Regions from separate parts of the Mus musculus genome. Here region 2 is linked to region 1. A link is a loop called in an ENCODE intact Hi-C map of the cell type or tissue named here. Cell type or tissue: heart. All regions are shown on one strand.

The links. A loop is a pair of places that touch in the nucleus more often than their neighbours do. Peaks named below come from ENCODE experiments on the same cell type or tissue, not always from the same donor. Only the 100,000 strongest peaks of a DNase experiment are listed, where the experiment ranks them.
Region 2: a loop joins it to region 1, with 8 times the contacts of the local background. A loop is called at or near these places in 1 of 42 quality-filtered maps.

The regions. Positions count from the first base shown.
Region 1 is chr4:139,631,586-139,639,585 of GRCm38, reverse strand. It overlaps Aldh4a1 (aldehyde dehydrogenase 4 family, member A1), which reads right to left. Exons shown (of 15, transcript NM_175438.4): 2 at 5,778-5,871; 3 at 5,597-5,689; 4 at 4,875-4,922; 5 at 4,042-4,197; 6 at 2,478-2,627; 7 at 2,326-2,400; 8 at 1,024-1,211. Among named protein-coding and RNA genes, the nearest start is that of Mir7020, 8.5 kb to the left of the region's middle. In heart, a CTCF peak has its summit at 3,009 (motif pointing right); a DNase peak (open chromatin) is centred at 1,045; H3K27me3 peaks cover 2,321 bases.
Region 2 is chr4:139,531,432-139,539,431 of GRCm38, reverse strand. It overlaps a transcript of Iffo2 not described here. Among named protein-coding and RNA genes, the nearest start is that of Iffo2, 39 kb to the left of the region's middle. In heart, no CTCF peak of the experiment used is centred here; a DNase peak (open chromatin) is centred at 3,911; H3K27ac peaks cover 2,238 bases; H3K27me3 peaks cover 867 bases.

The sequences.
Region 1 (8,000 bases):
TGAAGCCGAATCCTAGGAGAGAGTACAGACAGGAGAGGAGGGCAAACAGTGGGCAGACCTGGGATACACAGACCCAGGTATGGAGAGGGTCTGAGGAAGCTACAAAGTGTTGTCCACCTCTAGCTAATGAGACGTGCAGGCCCAGGGGGACCGGAACATACACCACATAAGGTTTAAAAGATAAAACACTCCCAATTAGACATGTCCGGGCTATGGCTCTTAGGAATCCAAGAAAACAAAGCTAGCCCCTCTTAGATCCAATGGGCAACCCCAGCCTGAAACAGTACAGTGCTTAGACCAATTCCCTAGAACCTTCCGCGTCTCCCACCACCTTCCGCGTGCAGCCCACACACACCTCTGCAGATTCGGAAGACTCCTAGGAGCTGCTGGGCCAAATCTGAAAGATGGGACCCAGGGAGGCGGAGTGGACAGGTGGCGAGCAGGGACCTTGACCTCATAGCTAACTTATCTCCAGCCTTGACACAGAACTCTGTGCTTCGGGGGGGGGGGGGTGGGGGGTGTTGGGGGTTGGGGGTTGGAAGACACTTGCTGAGTCTGCGTGCTGATGCCTGGTCTGCCCCTCTGACTCCACCCTCCAGGCCCAGGGGACACGCCCTGCAAAGTATCACAGGCTTAGCCAGCAGGCCCCCTTAGTATCCTCCTCCTTCCTATAACCCTGTTCCCACCTCCTCACCTCTGCCTAGCCAACCTTCCACGGGGGTGCCTCCTCCACAATGCAGGCCCAGCATCTCCTGTTTCCAGCTCACCCGTTCATGCCCTCTGTGGTGGGAGGCTGTCCTCAGCCACGGGCTGTGTTTCCAGCCCACACAATGGTTCACCTTTTCCATCCTTTCAAAGATTCACCAAGATAGGGACCCCTCCACTCTCATTCGGCACAGTGGCTCGCCCATGCTCACACAGAGGGAGTGGGCAAGGCCAGCGTGTGACCGCTGGGTTCACAGCCGCAAACATCAGCTCATATCCCTACACCCCATGTCCCGTCCCACCCCCTCAGGGACTTACGGGACACTGCCTGTAAAATTGATGCCACAAAGGTGCTCTGAGCTGGTGACTGTGTCCCCGAAGGTTGGCCCGTCGGCTGGCACAAACTGGATTATGTTGGGGGGCAAGCCGGCCTCCCGGAGGATGCGGTAGACGGCGTAGCTAGCCAGCATGGCAGTGTCACTGGGCTTCCACAGAACCACGTTGCCCTGTCATAAAGGTGTCAAACATGATTCACAAGGTGGCGAAAGACCAACCATGCCAGCATGTATCCCGCTGCACAGCACGGTCACCCCTATGGGAACCTGATTCAGACCCTATCCAAGCTCACTGTGCTGTCAAGCTCACAGCACTGTTTGTGCTGTTTTCCAGAGGCCCCTGCCATGGAGACCCCAGTCTTCACCTCTCACTCTGGCCTGGGCCCCCTTTCCCTGCAAGCCTGGGCCGAGTCTTGCCTTCATTCCAGGTTACGACTGTTCCCAGTGTTCTGGGACATCCCAGGGTGTGGCTGGACAAGTACGCACACACTACATGCACGTGCGCTGAGTCAGAGCACGTGCAGCCTCATAGGCACCAGGAGGGCCCGATCCACAATGCACGAGGCTGTCCCTGTGCATGCACAGAGAGCACAAACGCCATGCCTAAGGTCCAGGCTGCTGGACCAACACCAGCTCTCTTCCTGGCAGGCTTTTGGATCCCCCACATCAGCCTGGGAGCTCCCTCAGGTACAGGTGCCTTCTCTCAACAATGACAGAAGACCTGTGGCTTTCAGTTCAGAGCTCCAGACTCCAAATTCCTATCTATCCCTCCACAAGTTCCTAATGGGCATCTCAGGTATCACCTGGCAAAGAGGCACAGGGGCAGCCACCCCTCTCATAGCTTTTCAAGTTAACTGACATCGTTAGCACACAGTGTCAATGGCTGCCACACATATGAGTCCTCTAGGTCACCAGCAACAGCAGCAGCAGCTGTCAGATCCATGGCTCAGTCTTGGCTGGATCTGCCTGGCATCTAGCATATCTCAATCTTTGTGAGTTGATGGTGTGAGCCCTGATACACACACACACACACACACACACACACACACACACACGCACACACATGCTATTGCTCCTGCTGAATGGAGGAGGAAACTGTGCCTCTCAGCTTGGGTTCTGCCCTGGTCTCCCACAAATGGACAAGGCTGTAAGATAAACCAAGAGCTGGAACCCAAAAACGTATCCACAGCCCCAGCTGCTACTCTCTGTACTTCTCCCATAACTATGGGCAGACTGGGTTTGAGATCCGGGGTGTGACTAACTGGCCCCTGGCCCCGGTCCTCACCATTAAGGCCGGAGCGCCTGCCAGGTTGCCTCCAATCGCGGTGAAGTTGAAGGGAGAGATGGCCGCCACGAAGCCCTGAGGGAGAGGGAGCTTGTGAGATGAAGCTCAATGCTCCTAGGAGGCCCTGTGGCTCACTGCCTGCCCTGCAGTACCTCCAGTCCCCGGTACACCGTGTGGTTGGTGCTGGGTGGCACACTGATGGGCTGTTCCCCCTCCAGTTCCACGGCGAACTTTGCGTTGAACCTGAAGAAGTCGATGAGTTCGGCTGCAGCATCGATCTCTGCTTGGATCACGGTCTTGCCCTGTTAGGATGGCGGCCCAGCTTCAATGACACCAGACAGGCCAGAGCCAGCTCAGAGAAGGGAACAAAACCTCCAATGGGCTGACCATGCCTTGCCCCAGGACTGAGGAGGGAAAGGACCTGATTCTCAGACCTCTGACCATCTTGCAGAGGTACGCGGTTCATAATTCTTTGGCATATTGTTAGAGTGTGTAGCGTAGGAGACTAAGACCTTCAGGGTGCTTCCTAAAATCCCTTGAATCTAAGACCTTCAGGGTGCTTCCTAAAATCCCTTGAATCTCAAGCCAAACAAAAAGGCTGTGACAACCACACATGACGATGTCTCATCACAATCGCAACTCTGAAGGGAAGGCGAGGAGCTGTCATCCCACCTCCACGCAGCAGAGGGCGCTCTTGTCACAGAGCTGGGTGAGTAGGTGGGCAGCCTGGGGTTTTGGTGGCTGTTAATTCTTAAGGAATTCAGGTGAGCATTTCCTGGAGCAGACTAAACCTCTCTCCATGACTCCGTCCTCAGTGCAGTGTGCTGCTCACTCTACAAAACCATTTCTCAAAATCCCATTTTTCATTTGACAACTTAAAGATGAATATCAAGCAAGACACCTCTCACATGGGCAGTAAATATACAATTAACAGCCCACTGCGGCCTGAGCTTTAACTATAACTGACACCACACACACAGCTCCAGACTGGGGCAGAATGGCCCTTCTGAGCCTGGAATTCCAGGAAGCCCCTTAGAGGACAAAATAGAGCCAGGCCAGATGGTCAGAGTCCCCTCTAGGCAGGGGACACTGGGCAGAGCCAGAGGGAGTCTGAGCTTCCCCACAGACTCCTGCTAAGCCCAAACTCACTCCATCAAAGGCAAAACAGCCTCGCAGGAAACTTAAGAGTACTGAAAAACAAGACAGAAGAAGGGTAGAGGGGCCCAATGGGGTGAGGACCCGGCAGAGACCCTGGCAGTCCCTGGGTCAGGAGCAACTCTGTGGTTGTTTAAGAGCGCCCACTGAGGGCTGCAGGGGGGCCTGGCTGAGCTGAAGGCAGAGAGGCTGGCACAAGTTCCGACCTGCAGTGTGTGAGCCCCATGTGTCCCAGGCTGGCTGTGCAGGCTGCCTGACACCTCTGTGGATGGCAGTGCCATGCAGTGATGTCAGAAGGCTGGCCACTAGGAGGGCCTGAAATGACAAAGGTGTGGCCTGGAGTAGGATGGCAGGACTGAAGGGGAGGTGATAGGCCATGGTGGGACACATGGGCTCACCATTGTCGGCCGCATCTGGTAACCTATGTTACAGCCTTGTTTCTGGGGAGCATCTCCAAGTCCCCGACAGCTCCTGGCACACAGAAGCTGTTCAGCTAATGTCTGGTGTCAGGAATGGAGTCTGACAGCCTGACAGAGCCTGACGGGGCCTGTCCATCCTCACCTGTCCCACCATGGTCTTGGCAAGGACTTCCGCCCTTCGGGGCCCACTCAGCATATCTGCCGCCTTCAGGAAGACCTGGGCCCGGTCTGCCATGGGCTTCAGGTCCCACTCTTTCCTGGCAGCCAAGGCAGCATCGATGGCTCTGTTGAGCAAGGCCTGGAGAGAGAGATAAAGGGCTGTCTTCTGCCTTACACAGCGGGGCACACAGGGGGGACCAGAAGGACACTAGCTACCAGCAGAAGGCCCCCCAAGTCCTGTCCACACTGCTACAGACAGCCCATCCTGCTGTTATTGTGAGGTCTGAGGCTCCTGCCTCACTCACTCCCATGGTCTAAGGAGGTGCCACACCCTCGGGATCTCTGACACTCCAGCCTTGGGGTCAGAACCACGGCTTGGCACACATACTAGCTACAGGTGACCCAGACCCCACCAGCCCTCATTACCATGTAGCACCAGCCACTCCCATGGGCTGGCTGGCTCTCTCTATCTATCTATCTATCTGTCTCTATCTCTATCTCTATCTCTATCTCTATCTCTATCCCTCTATCTCTATCTCTCGGCCTGGCTTTCCATCTACGTATCTAACTGCTCAGACTGTCTTACAGAATCTACGCCATCCCTGAAAGACCCCCTCCCCAGGTCAGCTCCAAGTGGTGGGCACTTTAGTGGGAATATTTGGTGCTATTACTGCCCTGATCAACACAGCTAGGTTTTGGCTCCAGTTAACCTGTACATGTCTGGTTCTGTTGCAGACTCAGCCCAAAGATTCCAGGGCCAGGGAAAAGGCGGTGCGGTCCACTCCCACCATGGTCATCGGGGACTCAGGAACTCACCTTATCAGCATAGCAGAACTTGGCCACCTTGTGTGCATGGTTAAAGGGCTGAAAGAAGAGGGGAGTAGGTGTCACCGTTTATAAGTAAAGTCAACACCACAGAGTTCTGCTCCATTTGTGAGTTATCAGCTTCTGTGGTCACTCGGACTTGTCTGAATCCCACCCAGCTCAACTGCCAGGCCATGGCAACTCCCCCCAGAAGCTGTGCACCCAGCCTCATTTAAAAGCTCTTCCAACAGGCCAGGGAGGCAGCTCAGTGGGTAAAGGCGCTTGCCGCTCAAGCTTTGCGATGCGACTCCAATATCCCAGAACGCAGAGGTGGACGGAGAGAACTGACCCCACAAAGTTGTCCTCTGACCTCCACTCTGTCCTCTCCTCTCCAGGGGAGAGCCCTTCCCTCCCCCCGCCTCTGACTGTGAGACCTGCGAGCTCCCTGGTCTGCTGAAGGCCACGCTGGTTTCTAGAGGGATTGAACTCCAGTTAGGAACTGATCTATGGGAAGACGCCACCGGCGACACCCACACCCTTCCCAAGCTCCTTGCTTTGGACATGCCTCAGGAATGGACCGTGAGTGGCACCCTCTGATTCTAGAAGTTTTAGGCATCCACAGAATTCAAAATCTGGGAGAGGAACAATGACCCTTACAGGCAGTCCCGTGAGCTTCCAGGGGGAGGTCTGAGTGCAAGGTGAGGCTGAGCCCTGCCTGTCCTTGTCCGACCTACCGACAACTGGTACTGTATATCGGAGGTCCACACCTCCTCGTCCCCGACAACGCAGGGGATGGCTTCCATCTGGCCCTTCAGGTCCTTCAGAGCCTGGGGAACAGAATGGGACAGAAACGTGGATGGGAATCTCCTGCCTCTCTTTGTCCCATGCCCCTCAGGACACCCCTCTCCCTGTTACCTTCTGCAGTGCATCCCGCTCGGGGCTTCCCTGAGAGAATGCTAAGATGGGCTCATTGGTCACCTTCAGAGAGGAGGTGTGCTTCCATCGTAGCCTGGGAACGGAACAAGCATGGGGGGAAAGCAGACTGGTTAGCAGCCACTAAGTCAGTTCCTGTGTCTCCATGGTGGCCCCGGGCTGGCTCAAAGCAAGACCGGGGCTTGGGGAGACAACTGGCTTTGGGTCTAAGACTTAGAAATCATAACCCTACCCCTGTGTGTCTTGGGGTGCATGACTCGCCCGCTCTAAGTCTGTTTCTACAGCTACTGAATGAGAAGACGCCACCAACCCCCTGAAGTCATTTTGTATATGTTAGAGACCCATTGTCTCTCTCTCTTTTTTTTTCCCCTGAAATTCACTTCACAGAGTCAGGCTTTCTCTACACTGAACAGGTAGCCTGTGAGGGCTGAGTCTCTCAGTGTGAGCCAGAGAGATGCCCTCAGCAGAGACCTGGCATTCAAGTGGGCAAGGGCATCAAATATGGACCACAAACTTGGGAGGACTGGCCTGGGTCCTGGGTGTAGCAACAGGCAGGGCTGGTTCAGAGAACCAACGTCCCATTCCTGTTACCTAATTGGTGAATGATCACCATCTCCTTCCTTGTCTAGGAGCACGAAGAGGGGAAGATAGAAGGAATGTCACCAGCAGCTGGGGTCCCACCATTCCAGAGCTAAAGGCTCAGCTCTTCCACTTCCCAGATGTGGGATGTCCCCACAGGTCCCAGATTCTTTGTAAATGAGGACAGCTCAGAGGACATCTTAATGTTGGCAACACTAACAGAGCACAGACCCCAGGGCAGGCCTCATCAACTGTCCAGATACAAGTTCCCTATGGAATAAGTCAGTTGATCATTTTATCATGACAATGACTAGCTCAAGGCTGAAATGAAAAGAAACCTGGATTTGAGTCTAGACCAGCAGTTCTCAATGTGTGGGTCATGACCGCTTTGAGGGTCACATATCAGATAGGCTGCATATCAGATATTTTACAATTTATAACAGTAGCAAAATTACAGTTATAAAGTAGCAATGAAATTATGTCTGGGGAGCCACCACACCATGAGGAACCATATTAAAGGGTCACATCATTAGGAAGGTTGAGATTAGCTGATGTAGACAAAGCCAGGTACCATGTGTGAGATGCTGGGGTATGTTACCACATGCCTGGGGTTCGGGCTGGGTGATCTGAGGGGACAGTTCAGAAAACCAGGAGTGCTCTCTCTGGGCCGGGTTTTGTGATGCTACAGTTGGGCAGAGAAGCAACCCCTCTCCGAGTGCTGCTTTGTGGGAACATAGTGGCCTGGACTACACTCAGACAAGATGAAGCGATCGATCTCTCAGAGAAAAGCTCTAGGCTGGTCCTCCTCCAGCGGAGCCACGCCCATCAGGAGTGAGCGGCCAGGCTGAGGGAGCACGGCCACAGCCACGTGTTTCTCCTTTTCCACGAGAAGGAGTGCAAGGGCCATGAAGGTTGAGTCAGGGAGGTCTGGAGGGGGCACATGCCAGAAGGAGGCCAGAACAGAGAGGTGGGGGAAAGGCCAAGATGGCTGAGGGGGAGGAAGAGGGACATTTGCTGACCAGATCTTCAAGAAGAGAGAAACTAAGAATCTACCTGGAGGTGGTGAGGGAAGGTGTCCACGCTCCCTCCACGGCCACACCCAGAGGCCACGTCACATTCCTTGGCCTCACCCTTGTCTGGCCAATGACCCAGACCTACCTCCCTTAAGCTCCAGAACAGAATAGTGAAACCCATTAGGTTACTATGGAGACCGGGCAGCTCTTAGCTGGCAAAGCTAGAGAAATCTGCCATGTCCCCCCTTCCTCCTGAAGTCCTGGCAACAGGGAGAGAGGTGTTTGGAGTTTCTAGGGGCTGACAGTGGGAAGGTAAAAATCTCGCATGTGGACCCATGTCCAACAGGCCTCCAGGCCTCCCCCAACCACCCACTGCATTGGACAATGTCATTCCTGGAAGCAGATGAATCAAAGCCAACCGTCCCAGCCAGTCAAGATCCCTCTCCAACAGCAGGGCTCATCTACTCCTCTGGGAGGCCTGCCTGGAGCCTGCTTCCTCAGCCCAAGAACACTACAGGGTACCCTCAAAAGTCACCTCCAACTGTGCGTGAACAAGCCAGGCATTCCTTGCCCACTGGGTCCAGATAGATGTACCAAGGCTCAGGAGTTCCCA
Region 2 (8,000 bases), 100 kb after region 1:
ACCTGCAAAGATGGTCACCTCAAGAGAACACAGGACATTCAAAGGCAGTGTGGTAATACAAGCCCCCAGCAATTTCAAAGACCAAAATCAGGGCCTGATTCTGGAGCGAAATGAGGAGACCCGCCTGTTCCAGTGGATTAAGGAGTGGAAAGCATGAACATGTACACTCCGTCCCTGAGTCCCGAGGCTGCTGACAGGTGGCCAGGGTGGCTCCTACAGTGACCTGGAGTCCTCACAGCTTTTGAGACAGCCATGTGTCACAAGGGACTCCAGGCCAGTGCAGTGTGTCACCTGCCTGGGGAGGAGCAGATAGTAATGGCTTGGGTAAGAAGTAGGCTTGTATGTCACCCATCCCCTGGGTGTCTCCCACTCCTGGCTCTCCTCGATGTGACCCAGAGTGACTCCCTGAGCCAAAGCGTGTTCTCAGCCCACCTTCATCTCCTGCTGGAAAGATTACTCTGAGATGAGGGCTCCATCCAGTAGCCTTCCATGTCACCTCTGGCTTCTCCCTGAGTTTCCAAAAAGGTCAGGAAATCTCTCAGGGTCAGAGAGATGGCTTAAACAGGGGTAAAGGTACGTGCCATCAAGTCTGATGACCTGAGTTCAATCCCTAGGAACAAACGATGGGATGGGAGATGAGAACCAACTCCCACAAGTTGCCCTCTGACCACCACAAGCGTGCCTTGGTCTACGCACACCCACGTGCACATATAGAAATAAACACATAAAGTGACTGTAAAAACAGAAATGACGCTCTCTGAGTGCACAGCCAAGCCACCAAAAGGTGGGGCAGTACAGCAACCTAGGGACACATAAGAGTCAGCAGTGACAAAGGAAAGATAGCAAGGTCTTAGACACCTCCTCTGTCCCTGGCTCTCAGCTTTCTTTCTGTTTCGTGTATCTTATCACGTACACGGAGAATCCACGTGGTGGTGGGACTCACAGCTCAGCTATGAGCCCACCCCTCTGTGGTGACAACTTTCTTGTTGATTCAAGCATGTCCTAGAATCCAGTGGACATTGCCACCTCTTTATCAGCCCTGGCATGTCCAGCATGGTTCACGCTCTGCTCCTCCCCCAGTTTGGTCTACCATCGCCCTCCCCCTTTTCCCCCCTTTTTTATTAGATATTTTCTTTATTTACATTTCAAATTTTATCCCTTTTCCTCATTTCCCCTCTGAAAACCTCTCATCCCATCCCCCCTCCCCCTGCTCACCAACCCACCCACTCCCACTTCCCTATCCTGGCATTCCCCTACACTGGGGAATCAAGCATTTACAAGGCCAAGGGCTTCTCTTCTCATTGATGTCCCACAAGGCCATCCTCTGCAACATATGCGACTGAAGCCTTGAGTCCCTCCTTGTATACTCTTTAGTTGGTGGTTTAGTCCCTGGGAGCTCTGGGGGTACTGGTTGGTCATATTGTTGTTCCTCCTATGGGACTGCAAACCCCTTCAGCTCCTTGGGTCCTGCCTTTAAAAAGCCACATCAAGCCTCTGTACGAGAGCAGTTAAAAGCTCCTGCTTGTCCATCCTTATCCCGCCTCCCAGCTTATGGGGCTCAGACCAAGTGGAGCCTCTGCCAGGAAGCCTCCCCAGATATACCAGCCCGTATCTGCATGCCTACACCAGCATAGTGACCACTGGCTTAGCCTTTTGTCGCCAACTCAAGGCTGGGGTCGCTCTTCAGGTCCCTGTCATTCCCCAGCACAGCACCTGCCACTCTGCGTGACTGGCTGTCCTAGTTAGCTTTCTGTTGCTGGGAGCAACACATTGACCGAAGCCGACTTGGAGAGGAAAGGGTTAATCTTAGCTTACAGGGTCCAGTCCATCCATCATTGGGGAGGCCAGGGTAGGAGCTCGGGGCAAGAGCTTGAAGCAGGGACTGTGGAGGGGTGCTGCTTACTTGTTTGCTCCCCACTGTCTTGCCTGCTCACCCTACTTTCTTATATAAGCTGGGTCCGCCTGCCCAGAGATGACATTCATTGCCCACAGAGGGCTGGGCACTCTCACATCAACCAAAATGGCCCCATGCCACAGACATGCCACAGGCCAATATAAGGAAGCAATTCCTCAGTTGAAGTTCCTCTTCCCATTGTGACTCCTGTTTGTGTCAAACTGTCACAAACTGGCACTAACTAACAAAACCAACCAGTACCCCAGCTCTCGGTGAACAGTGGCATAGCAAATAACAAGGAACATAAATATATATCACTTTGTATCTGTCGTGCTCTGCTGCAAGCACCTGACAACGAATGGCCCACCAGGCACGTACTTGCTGAGAACACACAGCAAAAAAAAAAAAAAAAAAAAAAAAGGGGGGGGGGCAGAGCCAAGATTTAAACCCAAGCAAAGCAGCTTCGGGGTTTACAGTCCCAGGCAGGCACCACGCCTGGCTGTGGAAGAATGAACATCGGAAGCAGAAACCAAGACACAAGTGAATGAACAGACAGGCAAGAATCTGATGAATGAATGCCCGGCCTGCCATCCTGATACCGAGACCAGTCTGCCGTCTTCACAGACACCTGGCAGCGGCTCTGACAAACACGCCCCAGTTACTTTCCATCTGGTGCCTCTTGGCAAGTTTTAGCTGGTGCAGAGAGAGTTGCCCTTCACCGGATTCTTTTACAGGCACCAACCAAACCCTCTCCTCTCCCACATTCCTCCATATATTCCCCTGAACACTGAGTACCAGGACTGTGGGGTCACTGAGTTTCAGAGCTGGAAGGAATAGATGTCCAGTCCACTTGTCTATGTTCCATACATGGGAAACCTGAGACTCAGAGGGGGCAAGCAACTCACCCAAGGCCACACAGCAAATTACTGCCAGGGTTAGGGTGGGCTCAGACTCCTGCCATCCATGTTCCTTTTCCTTCATAAGCACAGCAGCACAGCAGGGACCTTATCCAGGTCTGTGAAACAGAACATACATGACAGATCCACCATGTGATGTCACTCGGCTATTACTGTCACTTTAGGGAGGCTGGAAAGAACTCTTGAGGTGGTCTCAATCCCCCTCTCACATTTCCGAGACTCCCCCTTATAGACCTTCTCCCCCACAGGAGAGTCTCTGGCAGGCTGGGGCCACAGTGAACCCTGCATGCCTGCAGATGGCTGTAGGGCTATGGGGGCACACATTCCTGTCCCTTGAAAACCATCAGAGTCCCCTCTAAGCTCTGAACTGGGTGGGTCATGAGTCGGCTTCCAGATGCTGCTATGAGGAACACCAAGGAGGCAAGGCAGGTTGTTCAGGGCCCACTGTCAGAATTCACAGAAAGCCCGGGCTGTGGGTCGCCAGTCCACAGGGGTTGACATTCTCGAATTAGTGACTCACAGGTAGGGGCGCTGGAAAGAAGAGACAGGACGGACAGACACAGACGGCAGGCACAGACTGGAAGGTCCAGCCAGGGCCAGGCAGAGCCTCCCACTAAGCAGCCTTGTAACCCCCTTCACAACTTTTACAGGCGGCCAAGCAGTACAGAACAGGGAGGCACTCACTCACTCACTCACGTCTGTGTTTCCACAGAGGACATAGCCAGCTGCGGTTAGGCTCCCTCAGCCCTTCAAAGGCAAATGACACAGAGGGGGAGGGACAGGAGAAAAAGAGTGCTGGCTAGGGGCTGGTGGTGACTGAGGCTTGGGGTGGGGGGCTGGGGACCTGGGTGACAGTCATGGGCACTAGGATCTTGCAGGGGCCAGGTGTCCCCTGTAGCAGCCGGCAGCCAGGTCCACTGGTGTTTGACTGGGCGCTGTTAACACAGCCCTGGTACTGTATTGGGCCTAGTGACACTGGGGAGGCAGGCTCTGTTGCAGGACAGAGCATATTCCAGGCGGGGCAGGGAGGGGTGGACATGCAACAGGCTAAGCCCAGCATCCGGCCATGGCTCGCCCCACTTATCCTGTCCCAGGACTGAGCATGACACAAGGCTTGCCAGAGGGGGGGACAGTGAAGTCCTTATTCCTTATAAAGTGAGAACTGCGTGCTGAACCCGTCCCAGCTTGGTGGCTCGGCTCATTCATAGCAAAGGCATCTCTTTCAGCCCTTTTCAGCAAAGCCTTTCTCCACAGTAGAGGTGACATCATCTTTTGGTAAACACCGCCTTGAGGTCAATTTCCTTTGAACTTTCTGCTTCTGTTTAATCTGCCGAGCTTTGGGGAGCCGGGGTGGTGGTGGTGGCTGGCAACCCAGAGAAGGGCAAAGGTCCCCGGCTGAATCACAAGCCCAGCCAAGTTCAACTCCTGTCTGACGCTGCCACTCTCTGGCTGCTGAGGCTTGACCCATGCAGGCTGTGTCTTGAGAGTTTGTCTTGTGAAGTCACCGTTGTGGAAAGGAACCTGGAGAATGCAAAACCCTGCACCCTCCAATCCCAAGGACTTAGCAAAAGGCTCCTATGTGTCAGGTACCACACTGGTATAATGCGCATGCTCAGATTTACACATCTGCCATGTATGCACACATACACGGTGGCGCATGAACATATGTGCACATAAAACACACATACACACGCAGAGAGAGAGAGAGAGAGAGAGAGAGAGAGAGAGAGAGAGAGAGAGAGAGAGAGAGAGAGAGAGAGAGAGAGAGAATGCTGCAATCTGGTGGACAGGGCACTTTTGCACTCTCAAGTCAAATGTGTCCATAAACTAAGAATAAAGCCATTGGGATTGGTGCTAAGCTGAGGTCTGAGCTCAGCAGTAGAGGCCTGGGCTGGGTCTCAGAGCTCAGCACTTGCCTAGCATGTGTAAGTGCGAGAGTTCGGGTCCCAGCACTGAAAAGGCAAGTCTGCAATGGAGATTTCCGCTAGTGGGAAGCAGGCAGAGCAGATAGGATGTTCCAACGGAGGAAGAGCTGATGGGACAGGAAGTGGGAAGGTGGCCGATGAGAGCTATGCCCCAGAGCCCCAGGCTTCTCCCTGGTCAGTGAGAAAAATCCCTCTGCTCAACACAGTCACGGCAGAGCTGTAGGCAGCAGGACACAGAGCCAGGAGCTGACCAGTATGAACGGGTGGCTTCGAGGGCAAACATCATGAAATGGTACCACTTTAACTAATTTGGAGCTGTGACACTGTCATCCCTGGTTATGGTGTGGACAAAAGGCCACAAACACATCTGAAGTCAGTCTATCTGACAGTTGTTTGCTGAGATCTGATGAGCTCTAGCACTGGTTAGTTTCTGTGACTTAAAATACTTCAGTACAAGCCAGGCATGGTGGCGCACACCTTTAATCCCAGCACTTGGGAGGCAGAGGCAGGCGGATTTCTGGGTTCGAGGCCAGCCTGGTCTATAGAGTGAGTTCTGGGACAGCCAGGGCTATACAGAGAAACCCTGTCTCAGAAAAAAAAACCCAAACAAACAAACAAACAAACAAAAAAACTTCAGTACAAGTCATTGGCCAGCCTTCCCACAGCAGGCCAACTTTCGTCTGGCTCACTCCCGCAAGGCATGGCACCCATGAAGTTGCCGGAGAATAAGGAATCCACAGCTGTGACAATCCACATCCTTTAACTTCTGGGGCAGAAGAAAATGCAGGTCCTCAAACCAGGTACCTTTTCTCTCACAAAAAAAATATGTCTAGTGGGCAGGCCTTGGCCAACAGTGACCTGTCACCTGACCTTGTATCAAGCATCAAGAATGGTGGCCAATTGCTCCTAGAAATATGAATATCAGGACTGACAGCTCTGGGAATATATAAAGCAAAGAGAAGAGGAGGAGAGTGGGAAGGAGGAAGAAAAGGAGGAGGAGGGGTGAGCAGGGAAGGGGATGAGTAGGGAGGAAGAGTGAATGGGGAGGACGATGAGAGGGAAAGAGTGCAAGTAGAGAGAAGGGTAAGTGGGGAGGAGGGGGAATAGGGAGGAGAGGTGAATGTGGAGGAGGGTGAGTGGAGAGGAGGGTGAAGAAGGAGGAAGATGAGTGGGGAGGAGGATGAGTGGAGAGGAGGGTGAGTGTGGAGGAGGGTGAGTGAGGAGGAGGGTGAGTGGAGAGGAGGGTGAGTAAGGAGGAAGGTAAGTGGGGAGGAGGATGAGTGGAGAGGAGGGTGAGTGTGGAGGAGGGTGAGTGAGGAGGAGGGCGAATGGGGAGGAGGGTAAGTGGGGAGGAGGGTGAGTAGAGAAGAGGGTGAGTATGGAGGAGGGTGAGGAAGAGGACAAGTAGTGCTACATCTCCTGCAGAAGCTTCCAATGTGATGCTGTCTTTCATGAATGCCAAGTTTGAGCCATTTCTACCCTTTTGTTTTCTTTAAGACATAACGGGTTTAGTGGAAGGATGATTTAGATAACTCAAGTGTCTCTCTACAAAAAGCTGAATTAGGGGGATGAAGCTAGAAACGGTTCCCTGTCCTCTATTTAGTTTCTTGAAACTAGAGTTAAGCATCTCACACCATCCCCTGGGCTCACAGAAGGAAAGAGACAGGGAGGGACGGGAGGGAAAGCAAGGTGAGCGTCCCTAAGCATCTCTGGCTCCTGTCTTGTGCCCCGTAGTGCTCAGCCCAGGTTACCAGAGGCATCCAGGATTTCAGATGCTGATGATGTAAGACAGCGTGGGATCTGCATACAACGGTGCCAATGACAGTACAGGAAAGGTTCTAGGCTGGACTCACAGTCCAGTCGGCTCCAGAACTGACCAGGGCCGGGCAGCAGGACTCCAGAAGCGAGAGAGCTCACTCCTCCTGGCACTGGAGATCCCTATCTAGATTAGCTCCCTCTCTGCTCACAGCCTTAGTGTTCTGGGCTGTGAAATGGGACAATATAAGCACCGAGCAAGATGAGACCTACAAAGACCCCCCCACCCAAGGCAGTTCTCAAGGGTGCAGAGGTTCACTGGATCCCCCAGCATCTGGGAAAACTCCTCAGGTACCATCAACAGTCTTAGGAGACAGGTGCAAACAGGTCTCTGGGGAACAGTGGTGGCCCGCAGCGGGAATTCTAAATGCAGGTAAGCCCAGGCTGTCTAGGTGCTGGGTGGTGCAGGCAACCCCTCCCTTAGAAAGAGAGTCACTTTAAACAAGGGCCAACCACACACTTAGCCACTTCATGCTCCATTACCACCTACCTCAGTTGACTAGAGCGATGCAGCCAAGCCTTGGGTTAAATAAAGGTTACCAGGAAATCCAGGGCTCACACTCCATTAGAAACCCAGCGGGCAGCAGAACCATTAGAGACCTGTTAAAGGAAGCCAGAACCAGGCTGTCACTGATCCAAGACATTCCACTGAGAATGCCTTCAGACCAAAGACGCGGAGATGGACAGCCCCAGGGAGCACCTGGGCAGCCATATTTACTGCTGCGTAACAAGATGCAATGGGAACGAACGGACGTCGGAGCTGGTTGAGAGTGGAGTGGGGTGTGTGCCCGGGATCACAGCACTCAGGAGGCTGAGGCAGGAGGATTGTGAGTCCAGAGCCTGGCTATATAGCAAGGCCCAGTCAGAAAGGGAAGGAATGGAGGTGGGAGGATGGGGAGGGGAGGGGAAGCAAAAGGGAAGAAAGGGAAATGGGTGGGGGGGAGAGGACTGAGATTCTGCTAGGACTGCGGCTTCTAATGCCCCGTTTGAATATGGCAGGCTGGCCTGGGCTCTGCCTACCTCTCTGGCGTTCCCTATGCGAAGTTTAATAAAGCTGGTTGTTGGGGTGACATGGAGCCCAGGTTTCTTGAAGGGAACCTTGAAGTTGCAGCTCCCCTGAGGCCACCGTGACAAGCTGGAGATCCGACGGTGTCACATTTGTTGACCTATGGCCACGAGGGAGAAGATACCTCAGAGCAAAGACAGGCAAAGGGAGGTGTTCAAGAATGTGGGAGGGAATTCAGTCATGCTGGTGTCAAGCAGAGCCCCGGGTAAAGGGCTCGTTACAATCTACATCTCAGTGTGCATCCAAAGTCCGGTTTCCTTCAAAAACCACGGTTAAGATGGTGTCCAAAGAGCCCTTCCTGAACCACTGCCCTAGGGCTCGAAATCAGTGGCAGCAGGGACCCTCAGGGCCTCCCTCATCTTCAGAGACTCCTGGACACAAGC